Linked DNA regions of Mus musculus: region 2 is linked to region 1. A link is a loop called in an ENCODE intact Hi-C map of the cell type or tissue named here. Cell type or tissue: heart. All regions are shown on one strand. Each heading gives the region's core, and the rest is flanking DNA. Links, peaks and the distances in the headings are about the cores only. Region 1 holds the start of 9630013D21Rik (RIKEN cDNA 9630013D21 gene). Region 2 has its middle 27 kb from the start of Gm40226.

Region 1 (5,382 bases), core at 116-5,115:
AAAAAGAATATGAACAGCAATTTTTAAATAATTTTTAATTAGGTATTTTCTTCATTTACATTTCAAATGCTATCCCCAAAGTCCCCCAGACCCTCTCCCCCCACACACACACACTCCCCTACCCACCCACTCCCACTTCTTGGCTCTGGCGACGAAGAGCAATTTTGAAGATCAGACTTGAAGTTAATTCAGTATGAATTCCTTGTAAGGTCCAACCACCCCTTTTCCTCAAATTTGAGTCAAACAGCTGAAAGGTAGGTTTTGGAAGTAGCAATCTAAAAACAGATACCAGCTCTATAAAGTCAGTGCTAAAGAGAACTCTGCTGAGAAGGTGCTTCCCTCAGGTCAGGTGGCCTTAAAATCATAAAAGGAAACAATTGCTTAATGGATTACTCAGGCTTGAACTGCACTGGCTTCCTCATAAATGCCCAAAATGCAAAACTACAAAATGTTTTAAGTGTTAAAATATAGATATTGGTATTTGTGGTGGGAGACTAAAAAAATCTCAGCCAGGAAAAAAAAATGTATAAATGATATATAAAGACCATAACTACTTAGGGTCTACAGAGTAAGAAATATAGAAACTTTCACGATACATAATAAGCAAGTCCTCTATATGGAATTTGACTCATTTCCACATATTTTTTAAAACTAATTGAGCGTAAGGTCTTTGGGGGAACATGTTTAGCTTAATAAATTGTTGAAGGAACTAGACATATCTCAGATTTCCAAAAGGATTCTCCCACATCTGGTACTCTTACTGTCATGTTAAAGATAGTCACCAAAGGATTTCAGTGCAGTTACCATTTATAAATTTATAAATGCTGCATTCATCATTTGCCACACAAACAAAGATGTTTTATGTGCAAGTTCCCTCCCCTGCTTCTTAAGCTCTCTGCCTTCAATTCAAAAAGAACAAACTACTTGAAGGTTTATTGGAGGGCATGGCTCTGATGTCGGCCTTTGCAAAGACTGTAGGGCCAAAGGCAAGCAGTTCTTACTGGCTTATCTTCTAGTGTAATATTAAAGAACCTGGGATCAAAAAGCAGAAATAATTTCACTGTGGGTTAAAAATTCGCATTCCCCCAAACTGAATGTAATAAGTTTTTTTTACAATTGTACATGAATTAACTTTCAATGGCCGCATGACATTAAACTTAGGAAAAATTTGAAGGTACAATTGAGATACTCCAAAAGGAAAATGTTTCAATTTAAAAATAGACTCAATATATAAAATAAGCATAGTACTATTACTGAAAGCAATTTCTTAAAACCCCTCCTTACACATTGCAACGATCAAGTTGGGCAATTTTAAATTTGCAGTTTAGTTGACTCGCAGTACCACAGTCTCAGCATTTACTTTATCCCATGATGTGAAAGTCACCTTTAGAGATTTCAAATACAAAAGCACGAGATGTCCATAAAGCAAAAGAGAAGTGCTGTAATTGCTTTGTTCTCGGGTGGTCTGAGCACAACAGAGGGAGAGGACGCCCTATCTCTTCATCAGCCTAAGATTTGCTAGGCATTAAAACATCTTCACATTACCCTGACTCCTCGCAGGAAGTAGCTTTGCTAATCTGAGTATTTTAGAAATGAGTTATGTGGTCCCCTCTAGGAAATAAAAGCTATCCAATTTCTCAAAAACCTCGACAGTGCTCAGCAGAACTCTTGAATAAGCAGAGAAGAGAGTGTGCTGCCCAGCTTACCGGTGAGCGCAGGTCGGAAGGAAAATGAATATATTCAGGTGAAGAGTAAGGATGAAAAAGCTAATTGAATAGAGTGCCCGGATCCCCAGGGGACCCTGCTATATTAAAGATAGAGGTTATAAAGTAGAGATTCGAGCTGAGTTTTCTTTACTGTGCCCTAATCCCACCAGGACACTCAAGTCCAGCCTTTGGACAGTAAACTAAATCCAAACTTACACCTGCAAAGGGTGGTGTGTGTGTGTGTGTGTGTGTGTGTGTGTGTGTGTGTGTGTGTGTGTGTGTGTGTTAACAGGGTCGCAGCCCACTCTGGCACTCTGGTACCAGAATTACTAACCAAGGTGCCTTTCTTTTAATTTCTCTAGAGTCAGTAGGTTTTTTTTATGAATATCATTCATCAAGCAGTGCTGTGATGAGCTCTTGCACACACACACACACACACACACACACACACACACACACACACCACTTTGAGTAAATGACAAATACATAAAATATCGTTTCCTGAGAAAGCAATCTACTTGGCAATGCTATTTACTTTATCTTGATCATATTAAATATCAGAATTTGAGGCCGGGACCTTCAAGTTTTCTGTTGCTCGGAAGTTGTTGTAAGCTTTCACCGGGGTCCAAAAAACAGTGAAAACGCTCACAGTGCTGGAGCAAGAAGGGGTCATACTTGAAAACCTTCCGGACTTTTCTAAGCTACCTCTGCCAAAAGACTACAGAGGAGAAAGTCCCACGTTAGTGCAAACCCTTTTACCCGGCAGTTTCATGCAAACCGACCCGCAGTAGGCACTTAGTGAGAGGCAGAAAAACAAAAATCCCCTCCTGAGATGGGGTAAAGTTCTGTCCACCAGAGCCAACCCCAGAGTCTTTGGAGAGGATGCGAACACATCTTTTGTGTCCCAGACTTGGACTAAGTCTGGGTGCAGCAGGGAAGAAGCTGGAGCCGGGCGCTCCTTCTGTGCGCGCAGAAAAGCCCGGGGGTGGGGGTGGAGGAGCTGCAAAACCGTTAGCTCACTTTTTTTTCCTTCCTCGCAAAGGTCTCTTTTCTCTTCTCTTCCTGTCCAAATATTTCAAATTTCCGCGCCTTAAATAACAGCCTCCTTTTATTTAGCTAGTTTCCTCGGCAGGTTTGGCCGCTGGCTGGTCTCTGCCCCTCTATGGACCCGGGATGCCTCTCGCACCTCGGTGCCTCCTGCAGCCCCCACATCACCCCATGCCCTGCGCGCTGCACAGAGCGTGCCCGCACGAGCCACAGCCTCTGCCCTTCGTGGCCTCGCTTGACCTGGCTGTCCCGGGCACCCGGAGCCACCAAGGCTGCCCCCAGCCCAGTCCGGAGCTGGCCTGTCTCCCAGCCCAGTTTCCTTCCCTGAGCTTTAGGACGGGTCCCGCCCGGGGCTTGGAAGCCCACAACCCTGCGGCAGCAAAAGGCAAAGGGCGGGAGGAGAGCTACAAAGGAGGCCGGTGGCCGCAGCCAGAGTCAGCCCCCAGCCGTGGGTAACCTTGGAGGCGCCCTCGAGTGAGTGTGAGCGCGGAGATCGTGGCTAGCCGGCGCACCCGGAGGGGCGGGAGGAGGGAGCTGGGAGTTGGGAAAGGGGAACCGCTCCCCAAGAACCCCAGGAGTTGTGGGCGACCACAGCAGCCAGCTCCAGGTGCTGGCCCCGGGGCAGCCCTCCCGCTGGGTAAAGTTGGCCCCGGGGCTGCGGCTGGAGGGCAGTGCGCGAGCTGAGGAGAGCAGGCCGGTGAGTTCCTGGCTGGCCGCGGAGGTGAGCTGGCGGCCGGAGCCGCGGGCGCGCTGCACCACTCGGTGCCCTACTCAGAGTAGCTCTCCCTTCCTCCCCTGGCGATGACAGCTGAGGACAGCCGGGCTTCCCAGCCAGGCGTCCAACTGCTAAGAAGACAAATTCTTCTCTGGCTTTTTACCGTCTTGGACTGTTCACAAAACTGCCCCAAGGTTTTGCTTTTCCTCCGTAGTATACTAGACATCCGGAACCGAAAATACACCTTCTTCATTCAAAAAGACCCCAGCCTGAGCGGTGACCTTCAGGGCTGGGGTGTGCAGAACACCTAGGATTATGGGGGTTTTTTGTTTGTTTGTTTGGTTGGTTGGTTTTTTTGTTTTGTTTTTTGTGGGTTTTCTCTTTTTTCTTTCTTCTTTCTTTTTCTTTTTTTCAATCTTCAGCGGTGCCTCAAAAGAACCCCCCTTTTCTCCCAACCCCCAGATCTGTATATAGACCTGGTAAATTAAGATTCCAGGGAAATATTTTGCCATCTGTGCAGAGACACTGTGTGGACTTTAGGTGTTAGGATGTGGTTTTGGAATTTTCTGTGCTGTCTTTAACTCTCAGTAGACATTAAAATAACAGCTTGGTCTCGGCCAGCAAGTGAGCAAAGGTTATCCCAGCTACCACAGCACCTGCAGAAGCACAAGTGGAACTCACACATTTTGCTTCCCGTGTTCTAAAATGGATTCTGAGCCATCCAGAGAAATCCGCACAGAGGGGAACCTGAGAACAGAGGTGTACATATTAAAAATTACACAGGTACTGTACTAAAACTGTCTCACCTAATCTCTGTGTGTTTCTGTCTCGCTGATCAAAGCAGAATTTCAACTTAGGCCTGCTCAATAATTTTATATACAGCCTTTTTCCTCTTCCCTCACACTCCATTCCAAAATAAAACAACCAGCCAAAACTAGCAGCTCTTTGGGGGAGGAAGTAAGAAACCACCAATTTCTATCCAACTATACTTAATGTCTTCTGAGTACTAAGAAGAAATCCTAATTTCAACCGGTTCTAGGGAAGAAATAATTTACCAGAAGCACAACATTTAATTGGTATAATTATGATGATATTGTCTTTTTTACATACAAATAATAGAGTTTCTGTAGTTGTTAAGTAAAAACCCAGATTTCTTCCTGAGAATATTTGGACATGGAGGCTTCTGCTCGTAATATTTCATCAGTACAGCAAGTCTCTTAGAAAAATCTGGAACGTTATCTTAACCATGTAGAGAACAGTATCATGTTGGCAGATTTTGTTTCTGTTTTTCAAATTAGTTACATAAATAGTGAAAGTTCCATATAAAGACAAAATTCCCCAACATGCTTTGATGTTGGATTTTAACTTAGAAATGCAACTAAATAATCAACCATATTAAAATACTGTCCACTTCCCTGATCCTGCTCAGTGTAGTGTGTACACTTGCTGGAAAAGAGGTCTGTTATGAGTTTTAAATGTGTGCTTTGGAAACACAACTTCCTAAAATTAAAAAAGAAAAAAGAAGCTTTCTGGGCTCCAGGAACAGTTCTCCCAATTGGCATCATGATCAGTGGTATCAGTACCTTCTCTCACCAGACTGCATAATCGGTCTCCTGTTCGAGCCCAGATAATTCCTATCACATAGCTATCTTCTGAGATGGTTTCATTTAGAAAAATTGATGCCCTCACTGATGTGCATACAGTTAGACACCTTGGACCAATCTGTGGGCCACTTAAAAATGACATGCATTTCTTCCTTTGTCGAGGTATGGAACGTGTCTGAATAAATATAATCATCTTAAAGAGCTAGAACAATTAATTTGCAGATCAATAGTAATCTTACAGTGTGGTGATGATTCACAGTAAAATAAAAACATTCATGTATTAGGACAAGTGGACAAATTATTAAATTGA
Region 2 (5,382 bases), core at 317-5,316, 81 kb after region 1:
TTACATACACATACACACACACACACACACACATACACACACACACACATGCATACAGAGAGAGAGAGAGAGAGAGAGAGAGAGAGAGAGAGAGAGAGAGAAGAAGAAGAAGGAGGAGGAGGAGGAGGAAGAGGAGGAGGGAGGGGGAGAGACTCGGACAGAAAATATGATAGCTATTTCACATCAGCTGGAGAGATGGCTTAGCAGTTAAGAATATGTATTACTCTTTCATAGGACTGGAGTTCAATTCCCAGCACCCATGTTGAATATATAGCTCACAATTGCTTATAACTCCAGCTCTAGATCTGATGTCCTCTTTTGGACTCTGCATGCATCCACACTCACAGGTGCCCATACACAGACACACATGCATGCACATAATCAAGAATAAAAATACTCTCAAAAAGTCTATTGTACACAAGGATCTGCAAAAATCCTATGATGGATGTGTCATATGAGTGAAAACTGAGGAATCAAAGAATGTTTTCAGATTTTAAGGAGAACTAAGAATAACCACACTCCGATGGGAATATTCAGGGACTATGGTTCAGTGATAACTTTCACTTTTCTTTTTTTTTTTTAACCCCTCACTTTTTGGTTTTTCAAGGCAGGGTTTCTCTGTGTATCCTCAACTGTCCTGGAGCTTGCTCTGTAGACCAGGCTGGCCTCAAATTCAGAGATCCACCTACCTCTGCCTCCGGAGTGCTGGGACTAAAAGCATGTGCCCCTATGCCCACCTGATAATTTTCTAGAACAATGACTTTTAAGTGTCTGTATGAGATTTGGAGACATTTCTACATTTCTTCATTGTCAGAGTGTAAGCTTCCTCCCCTCCAAATTTTCCCTCAAGTAAATGCTCTTAAAATGATTATATCAGGAGCTGAAGAGATGGATCTCTTAAGAGCCCTGATTGCTCTTGCAGAGGACCCAGGTTCGTTCCCATCACCCATATAGCGGCTAATAACCTTTTGTAACTCCAATTCCAGGAGGCCTGATACTCTCTCCTGGCCTCTGTGGGCACTGAATATACCTGGTACAGACATACATGCAGGCATAACTTTCACACACATAAACTAAATCTAATAAATAATTGTTGTGTCCGGCCAGCAGATCACAGCCTGGGTTCTAGCCTGGAAAGGCATTTTGGAAACCTGGAAGAGAAGAGGACCTAGGCGGCGAGAGAAAGAAATGTAGCTAAGACAGGCATTCTGATCAAAGCTCAATTTTACTATTCCGACACTCAGTTATGAAGGAAGGGGAAGGGGGCCCAATTCCCGCCAAATAATCTCGGGGTCCAGTAGCAAAGCGGCAGGTTCCAGCAGTGGGCATGGCAAAACGATTGAGCGGAAAGCTCCACCCCTGAGCAAACAGGTTTCAGGCTGGGGGAGGGGAGACTACAAATAATTACTTTAGTTGCTTCAACTAACATCACCATCCTTACAACAGCCATGTTGACCAACATTAGCAACAGTCTCAGTGTGACTAATAATTACATATAATTAGTTATATAATAACAAGTTAAACACTATTAACTATAAAAATTTTTGTCTCTTCTATAATACTGGTTGTGCTGGTTAGTGTTTTTCAATTTGACATGAACCGAGGTCACCAAGGAAGAAGAAACCTCAGCTGAAGAATTACCTCCATGAGACTGGCCTATGGGGCATTCTCTTGACTAATGATTAATGTGGAAAGGCCTAGCCCACTGTGGGTGATGCCGTCCCTGGGCAGGTGATCCCGGGCTATATAAGATAGCAAACTGAAGGGCTGAAGAGGTGTCTCAGAGTTTAAGAGCACTTAGTGCTCTTGCAGAGGACCCAAGTTTGATTCCTAGCACCCTAATGGTGGCTTACAACTGACCACCATAACTCCAGTTCCAAAGGATCCAACACCCTCTTCTGACCTCTGCAGGAATAAGACATGCATGTGACACATATAATTACATGCAGGCAAAACACTCACACATATAAAATTAAATCTTAAAAATATTTTAAAGAAAAAGAAAGCTGAGGAAGTCAATAAGCACCTTCTCCCTATGGTCCCTGCCATTGCCTCTGCTTTTTCCTGCCTTGATTTCCCTCAATGACAGACTGTGGCCCAGACATGTAAGTCAAAGAAACCCTTTCCTTTCCTTTCCTCCCCAGGTTGCTTCAAGTCAGTGCTTTATCACATCAGTAGAAAACAAACTGTTAAACAGGTATTCTAAAAATTGCTTTCTGAAATTTTAGTATTTTTCTTTGCTAAAATAGTTTTGTGAGTGAGATATGTAGCTCAGTGGTAAAATTATTTTGTAGAATTCATGAGCCTTTGGGTTTCTCGAACATATAGAAAAAGGAAGATAAGAGGAGGAAAAATAGGAGGAGGAAGAGGAAGAAGACAAGGAGGAAGAAGAGGAGGAAAAGAGAGAAGAGGTGTGTTCAGATTTCTATTAAAAATATCATAGACTATGTGATCAAAAAAGCAGATATATGTTTTTTCATAGTTACACCCATAAGACCAGGGTACCCGCATAGTCAGGCATACAGATGGCTCTCTTCTGGCTATGTCCTCACCTGGTAGAGATAGAAAGAGAGTTAAGATCTTTTTTATGTCTCCTTATAAATGCAGCAAGCCAAAGACAAGAGTCTCACTCTTAAGATCTCACCTAACTTAGTCACCTCTCTAAAAACTCACTCTACAGCTCTTCATACAGAAACTTAGAGCTTCTACTATGAATTTGGAGGACCTCAATTCTATTCACAGCAAAGGCCTTGCCCGTATTAAGATTTAACTTATACTAGTTAGAGGAATCCAGTTGGATAGTATGTTTAATCTTGACATAAAAGTTAAGCAAGAGATCATTAAAAATATATCCATCAATTTGTAAAGTAGAAAAGGTCTAATTTCTGTCTCTATAGCAATTTGAATCATTACTTAATAGGCCCAATGAGGAAATTTGTTTACAAAAAACAAAAACCACGGATGTGAAACGCAGTCATCTGGAAATGGCATTCACTAATGGGTAGTGATACAGTTGAGTCGGGAAAGTATGACGGCATCTTCCATGTAATGATGTGTCCGTGTTCCCCCTTGTAGTTCTCAAATCCCTATGCTAACATGTTAACCATGGCACCATCTTGTGGCTGTTTCATCAAATAGCTGGGATACACAAACATCTGTAGGGAGACACTATAAATGAAAGTTATTTGTTTTAAAAAGTAAAGCCATAAAATGACATGTAATTTAACATAATGTTTGCAGGTAATTTCCCTTATTCTCATTCAAAGAGCTTCAACTTGAAAAGTAAGCTAATCAACTAGCTTTAGCATGGGCACATTTCTTTCTTATTTTCTGTATTAATTGTTTATATACAATCTCAGATTGGTCCATTGGTGATGAAAACACCAAATGGATATTATAATCTGAAGCATTTTAGTGTGTAGAGTGGACATGTGTTTACACATAAATGTGTGTGTGTCTGTGTGTATATGTTTGTGTGTGTCTATGTGTGTATATGTGTATGTGTGTGTGTGTGTGTGTGTGTGTGTGTGTGTGTGTGTGTGCATTCGCTCAGTTGTTGCTTTCATATGCTTTAACCTTAGGCTCTGTTAAGCAAAGGGAATTGATACATGGTAAAAAAAAATTAAGAGATTAAAAAAAAACCCTTTGAGAAATCGTCTTTAAAAACCTTTAATCATTCACTGGCTATCTGGCTATGAACATAATCTTGGTCAATGTTATGTTATTATAATGAAATATCTGAGGTTGGGTAACACTCAGAAAGATTTATCCAGTTCAAATATTCAATTCTGTGACTTCTCATGGTGGTCTTGCTAAGCAGATCCCCCGGGGGCATTGTCACCGAACTAAGATTTTATATAACTGTAACCTTTGTTCTTGAATTTTCCCTAAAATGTTTTGAAAGATTTTTTTAAACTAAATTTGAATAATAGAAATATTTTATTGTCTATGACATTTTTAAAAATGTCTTGAAACTCTTTTTTTTCCTCTCTCTCTCTTCAAAAGTCTTCAAGTGCCAGGTATGGTGGTGCACATCTTTGATCCCAGCACTCAGGAGGCAGAGGCATGTGGATCTCTGTGAGTTCATGGCCAGCCTGGTCTATTGAATAAGTTCCAGGACAGCCAGGGATACAAAGAGAAACCTTGTCTCAAAAACAGAACAAAACAAAACAAAACAACAACAACAACAACAACAAAAGTCTTCAAGCAGCAGATTGTTCACAGGAAGAATATAGAAATATTTCAAATACATTAAAAAACAGTCTTCCTAAGAGCTGGAGAGACGGCTTAGCAGTTAAGAGCACTGCCTACTCTTCCAAAGGACCGGGGTTTGATCTCAGCATTCATATGGCAGCTCACAACGGTCTATAACTCCAGTTCCAGGGCAGCCAAGGAACACATATACATGCGGGTAAAGGACACACGCAAATAAGCCTTTCTAAAGTGAGAAAAATAGTAGACCATACTGAGGTGAGACGTGTCTCCCAAACAAGCAAAGGAAAAAGTTGGCCATGCTACCAGGGTAGTGAAGATTGATGGAAAGATGTCCATTCCCTTACAGTGCTGGTGTGAGCACATAAGATACACTCCTACAATAGCAGCTTGGTAAAACCTATCAAAATTACAAATGCACATACTATTATGTGTTATTTCATGTTAACAAAATTCCCACCTATACATGCAATTTACATTTTTTTTTTTTTTTAGAAATGACATGTAAAAGATTATTCAGAGTTTGTAGTGGCAAAATTTGGAGATGACTTGATCTCCATTAACTGGGAACTGTTAAGTTATCACCATTGAAATAACAGAATACAGTGGTCATATGATGAAATCACTAACACTGGCTGTGTAGAAAGGGAACTGAAATAGAAGGCAGACTCGCTGTTCACACATCTGAATCTGTTGAAAAATGAACCATCTCAATTAATAGCCATTTATATAAATAAAAAGTTCTCCCACCGCTTCCTGGGCCACTACATCTCCCACTCTGGTTTCTCAAAGGTTGAAGACCCGAGTTGGGTTGTCTAAGGTCACCGTGCACCCTGAAAATCCAATCGTGTGCTTTGGACGATCTCTGCAGAAGGTTCAGCCTGGTCCCTGGTTTCCCTCTGACCCAACTCTTTTTTAACACTGCTTCTCCAAGCCCTGGGTGTTCCAGGATACTGGGTCAGGGGTTAGTTTTGAAAATGTTGACTCAAGTCTAGGGCAGGCCCCCAGCAAAGCAGTCACTTGCGTGTGGTCACAGGATTTGTATAGCCCCAGACTGCCGCTTTCCTCTCAGCCTGTGGTCCTTTTCTCTGCACCCCGCCCCCGCCCGAATACCTTCTTTTGGGGGCCAAAAAATGTATACACTATATAAAAACACAGTAATGGATAAAG

What was found. Peaks named below come from ENCODE experiments on the same cell type or tissue, not always from the same donor. Only the 100,000 strongest peaks of a DNase experiment are listed, where the experiment ranks them.
Region 2: a loop joins it to region 1, with 2.0 times the contacts of the local background. A loop is called at or near these places in 1 of 42 quality-filtered maps.

The regions. Positions count from the first base shown.
Region 1 is chr4:109,655,270-109,660,651 of GRCm38, reverse strand. It overlaps 9630013D21Rik (RIKEN cDNA 9630013D21 gene), which reads left to right and starts at 3,064. Exons shown (of 5, transcript NR_166454.1): 1 at 3,064-3,227; 2 at 4,057-4,251. In heart, for the core only: no CTCF peak of the experiment used is centred there; DNase peaks (open chromatin) are centred at 3,191, 3,291 and 3,421; H3K4me3 peaks cover 1,377 bases; H3K27me3 peaks cover 2,955 bases.
Region 2 is chr4:109,574,854-109,580,235 of GRCm38, reverse strand. No RefSeq gene overlaps it. Among named protein-coding and RNA genes, the nearest start is that of Gm40226, 27 kb to the right of the region's middle. In heart, for the core only: a CTCF peak has its summit at 3,132 (motif pointing left); no DNase peak of the experiment used is centred there.